Regions from separate parts of the Homo sapiens genome. Here region 2 is linked to region 1. Evidence: chromatin loops called from intact Hi-C (ENCODE). Cell type or tissue: K562. All regions are shown on one strand. Links, peaks and the distances in the headings refer to the core of each region. The heading gives the core; the rest is flanking DNA.

Region 1 (2,803 bases), core at 104-2,603:
GAGGTGAGAACCACAGGGAGAACTACTTTTAAGCCTCCATCTGGTAACAAATGAAAATGTGGAAAGTAAGGCACATGGATTTCCATTGCAGCAACATGTCTTTGAGCAGGAGAGGCCATCTGTGGGTAGTAGTGAGGCCCCTGATTTCAAAGTTTGAAGCAACGAACCTCCATTTCAAGCCCCCTTTGCCACAAACTAGCCTGCAAGAGATATAGAAGCACCTGCCTTACAGGATATGGGAAGATTTCTGAATGACAAAATACTTAGAACCATGCCTCGCACATGAAAAATGCTGTCTAGGAGGAGGAGGAGGCATAAATAGCACAACAGAGGACTTGGCACCACAAGTGGAGCTGCAATAAGCATATAGAGCACTTCCCAGTTTGCAAAGCCCTCTTGATTCTGTTCTTACATGTGTTGCTCACAGCAGCCCTACAAGGCACAAGCTGTCCCCACATCACAACATGAAAACACTGACATTGTGAAATGACAAGAGATTTGCTAGTCATTCACATGGATTTCCCAATGGATATCAAAACAGGGCACCAGGAAAGGAGAAAAAGAGAATAGGTCTGATGAGCCCAAGCAGAATTTTGCCACAAGGAAATTTAGAAAGATGCTTCCTTGCCAGTTGGCATCATGCATGTTTTGGGGTCTTGTAGGGCCAGTGTTGTGTTTTACACATGTGGGAAAAAGGTGAGGTACCATAATCATTTCAAAGTCCAAATACAGCTGTTTGTGTACCCCCACAGATAAATGCAGGCAAAGCAAAGGTAAGAGCCCAGGCTCCTAATTCCAGCTTCCCTGATGGTTTCAGGGCACAGAGACCTCATGGAGCCAACAATGACATTCAGCCCAGGATTTGCAAATGGACCTAGGCAGATCTTAGCAGGCCTGCAAGTGGGATTGTCATCCTGCTTGTGTCCAAGGCCTCCTGCCTCCATCCTGGTTTCTGTTAGAGATGTGAGCACAGTCACCTACCCTCTGTGCTAATGCAGCCTCTGCCAAACCCTTAAACTGAGGGTTTATGCCTGCATCTGAGCTCCACCTAGTGGCAGATGTTGGGCATGGCGTCCAAGTATGCGTTTCCTTTCAGGACCACCCCCCTCCATTTAGAGTCATATAGTGTAAAATAGACACTTTTGACTCAGCACATCTGTGACCTGGACCCTTTGTAACCACATTCATATAACCTTCCCTTTGCTGGTCCCTTAGCTTTATGTATGCTGGGCAGCCTGAAGGCATTAACCTGGCCAATTGTAAACCTAGCCAGAGATTGTGTGAGCGTCCTTCCTACTCCCCTTAAAGCCTTCGGCTCTATGATGTTCCAAAGGCGTGATTTGGGCTGACCTAGCAGCCACATGGCATAATGGAAAGAATACAAAAGTAGGGATCCAAAGACATGAGTTCTAATTCCACCATCTCAACTAGAGAGCTGGATGGACTTGGATAAGTCATCCAAGTGCCCCAAATCCACTTTCCCATCAGTAAAACTGGGATAACAATACCCATCATTGACATCACATGTTGTGACATATGTGCTAAACTGACACGTGATACTTCTCAGCAAGAAGCCAGCATATAATTCAAGAGAGTTTCTACACCTTTTTAAGAAATGGGTAGCAATCTGTGTGCCCGGTTCTTCCTTGCCTTTGCACATGCTGGTTTCTCTGCCAGACGTGCCCTTATCCCCACTCCTCCCAGCTAACTCCTCCCTCATGCACTAGGGTGAAAGTCTTCCCTCACCCTACTTCACCTTGCCTCTGGGCTCCCTTAATATACTGTTAGGGGGTTCATCACCCTTTGTTGTACTCATTTGCTTCTTGTGTCTTTCCCCAACTAAACTGCATCCTCTTGGAGGGCAACTAAACTGTTCACTCTTGTATCACTGCTGCCCAGCACGAAGCCCAATATATGGTAGGCTTTCAATCCTCCTTTGTGTGGAATGACTTAAAAAGTGAACTAAATAAACAAGCAGTACTGCAGGCTCCTGAAGATTCCTCCTATGTATTCTTTCAGAGTCCTACTTGTTTTAGATCTGCAATTCACCTGGAATTGAGTTTGGTGTATGTGTGAGGCAGAGATAAAGACAGACTTTTTATATGTAGATATACAATACACCCAACACTGTTATTTTAAAAAAACAACCTGGTCAAGCACAGTGGATCACACCTGTAATCCCAGCATTTTGGGAGGCCAAGGCGGGCCGATCACCTGAGCTCAGGAGTTTGAGACCAGTCTGACCAACATGGAGAAACCCCGTCTCTACTATAAATACAAAATAAGCTGAGTGTGGTAGTGTGCCCCTGTAATCCCAGCTACTTGTGAGACTGAGGCAGGAGAATAGCTTGAACCCGAGAGGCGGAGGTTGCAATGAGCCAAGATAGCGCCATTCCACTCCACCCTGGGCAACAAGAGCAAAACTCCATCTCAAAAAAATAAATAAAATAAAAAATACAACCTTTCACCACTATACTGTAGTGTCACCTTTGTCATAAATCAGGTGGCTATATAGGTGTTTTTCTGGTTTCTGGACTACCTGTTGTGTCCCATTGGTCAGTTCATCATCCTGCCTCCTAAGGCAAAGACCCTGCTACAGCCCAGGTGTGGTGCCTCACACCTGTAATCCCAGCACTTTGGGAGACCGAGGCGGGTGGATCACAAGGTCAGGAGATTGAGACCATCCTGGCTAACACGGTGAAACCCCGTCTCTACTTAAAAAAAATACAAAAACATTAGCCAGGTGTGGTGGCGGGTGCCTGTAGTCCCAGCTACTCGGGAGGCTGAGGCAGGAGAATGGTGT
Region 2 (2,803 bases), core at 11-2,510, 740 kb before region 1:
GGGATATGATAAAGACCTGATTTTATTTTATCATACATATAATTCATTACTTATCCATTTGTTTATACATGCATTCATATACATATAATTTATTTATATCTATATATCTATTACTTATTTATTTATTTATTTTGAGATGGAGTCTCGCTGTGTCACCCAGGCTGGAGTGCAGTGGTGCAGTCTCGGCTCACTGCAACCTCCACCTCCCTGGTTCTAGCAATTCACCTGCCTCAGCCTTCTGAGTAGCTGGGATTACAGGTGCCCACCACCATGCCTGGCTGATATTTTTTGTATTTTTAGTAGAGACAGGGTTTCACCATGTTGGCCAGACTGGTCACGAACTCCTGACCTCAGGCAATCTGCCCACCTCAGCCTCCCAAAGTGCTGGGATTACAGGCATGAGCCACTGTGCCCTGCCTATTATATATTTTATATATAAAATAAAATCCATCCTTTTATTAAAAACACCCTCTTCAGTGTCATAAACTTTTCTCCTCACATGCAGTTTTAGTCTCTTTGAAACCATTTTCACCAAAACAATAACGTATATTCTAGAATTTACTGAATGGATAAGTGTTTGCATCAAAAGTATGTGTTTATCACATAACAGCATGAAATCTGATTTCCTTTTGATAAATGGAGTTCAATTCTGATCTTTCTTTTAGGAAACCAGTGAAGTATTTATATTTAGGTTTTGAAAAGTTTTTTCTGTCTCCAGTTTACCTGTAGCTCATTTTCATTCTTCAAACTCCCCAGATACCCCCACCTCCTGGGTTTCTTTTCTGAGTGAACAACCTCTGATATTGTCATTTTTTTTGAAAAGGGGTGGTTATCTTTGTAATTTCTGGGAGAATATTGCCATTATACCCATCTTTTAGTCACTAGGGACTGAGCGTATGATGTCAAGCTGTACTTTAATGAAAAACATATCATTTAAAGCATCAGAAAATTGTAGGTTACACTGTGAAGAAATCAGGGACATTCTCACCACCGTAACAGGCCCTACTGGTCCTCCCCCATCTTCCTGCTGGTGTAGATGATCTCATTTGGCTGGGTAGTTACCTTCTTTGGAAAGACGGTCATGGTCATTTGTTTTTACTCTCGTGGTGCCTATGTTTTTCCAACTTAATGTTTTAGTATACTTCCTCCACTCAAGAGTGAAATGTGCATAGTTTATCATGAGGCGCTGGTTGGAAAACAAGAAAACCAAAAGAGACTCTCCTAAGATCACAATGTACAAGATGAAGAAGGAAGATGCCGTTGTATTGCCTGTGATGAGAGGAGAGAAAAATGCTGGCAGGTGGAGGCCCAGAGAGAGAAGGTGACCTTCCACTCAAACCTTTGCTTTTGTTTATGTTGTTCCCCCATCATGCTTTCCACTTGTTCAAACCCCCTCTGTCCTTCACAGCCCATGGCCACTTCCACCTGCCTTCTGAATAGGTGAGCAAGCCCCCTCCCCTTGTCTGCACTCTAAGTGCCTGCTTCTCTAATTGGCAGTGAATCCTCTCTACCTGATGGTAGTTTTATCTGATTCTTGAGCTTTTACTAACTTCATATTTTCTTTTCCTGGCAAAATAAGGCATGGATCCTTTGTATAGTTCTGTGCATAGAGTATATAGGCCTTTGTGTACACAGAGTACACAGACATTTGTATAGCTCTGTGCAGAGTAGACACTCAGTAAATGCAGTGAATTGGATAAAAGATCTCATAAAGGAAGCAGGTGTTCAGTGGTCCCCCTCAGACAGTTTAGCTTTCTTATTTGCAGACAACTGATTAATGGCCTTTGCACAGTAGGTGTATAGTGACACAACTAGATGTCTCCTTCCTAGGAGCAAGGCCTACATCTTCTTTATGTCCCTTTGGGTCCTGAGCACAAGCTGGGCACACCAGAGTCTCAGAACCTGCTCAGTGAATTGAAAGGAAGAGAATGGGCTGCCTTCTTGATGCTAAGGCCCCAGCTGAAGTAACCATGACCTCAGAACCCTGAGCTTGGGCTGACCTGGCTTCCTGCTGGGCTGGTCCTGCAGTGACAGGCATAATCCCTTAAAGTGAAATAACAGAAATGCTGCTGGATCATGAAAAAGCTGAAGATAACCAGGTGCAAGCTTCGGTGCCTTCTCAGTTTATGAACCCAGGGAAGTAACTGACCTATGCCATTCACAAAAAAGGGGAAACATTTCAAATCTATTTATTTTTCTATTTTTTTTAAATCCTAAAGTCTCTCTATGCCTTGGTGCTTTTAAATTGCAGTTTTTGCTTGTTACTTTCTGTTGACTCAATAGAAACACCCTTAATGCAACCCCCTTACACTGTGTCTGCTTTTTACTCCATCTGTAAGCACTCGTGGGAGTGAGATTTGGACAGGACACTGGGAGGGGGGTCGGGGGCAGAAGGCAAAGCTATGTGCATGGGTGTGGGTTTCCTGGATCAGCTCCTGGCCAGCTGGTAAAGAATTTGCTTTCTATGGTGTAGTAGTGCTGAGACCAATGAAGATCTTTAGTCAGTAGTATAAACCCTAATTAGCAAAAATCTTCATTTCTCTGTTGTATAGCTAAATTTAAAGTTTTTCTCACTAGACAGAAGTACCATGCCTCTGTTTTTTTGGTTTTTGGTGTGTGTGTGTGTGTGTGTGTGTGTGTGTGTGTGTGTGTGTGTGTGTTATTGTTCAGGAAGGGGTCGGGATTTAATTTTTTTTCCTTCCCCTTCAATATTCACTCCCATTCCCCCATCCCCACTCTAATGAATTTAATATATGTCCTTGAATATGCCTTTGACGTGTGTGTGTATGGCAACATGGAAGGA

The links. A loop is a pair of places that touch in the nucleus more often than their neighbours do. Peaks named below come from ENCODE experiments on the same cell type or tissue, not always from the same donor. Only the 100,000 strongest peaks of a DNase experiment are listed, where the experiment ranks them.
Region 2: a loop joins it to region 1, with 4 times the contacts of the local background. A loop is called at or near these places in 2 of 110 quality-filtered maps.

Annotation. Positions count from the first base shown.
Region 1 is chr3:40,578,948-40,581,750 of GRCh38, reverse strand. No RefSeq gene overlaps it. Among named protein-coding and RNA genes, the nearest start is that of ZNF621, 55 kb to the right of the region's middle. In K562, for the core only: a CTCF peak has its summit at 1,051 (motif pointing left); a DNase peak (open chromatin) is centred at 1,040; H3K27me3 peaks cover 915 bases.
Region 2 is chr3:41,323,249-41,326,051 of GRCh38, reverse strand. All of the region lies in intron 35 of ULK4 (unc-51 like kinase 4), which reads left to right. Among named protein-coding and RNA genes, the nearest start is that of CTNNB1, 130 kb to the right of the region's middle. In K562, for the core only: no CTCF peak of the experiment used is centred there; no DNase peak of the experiment used is centred there.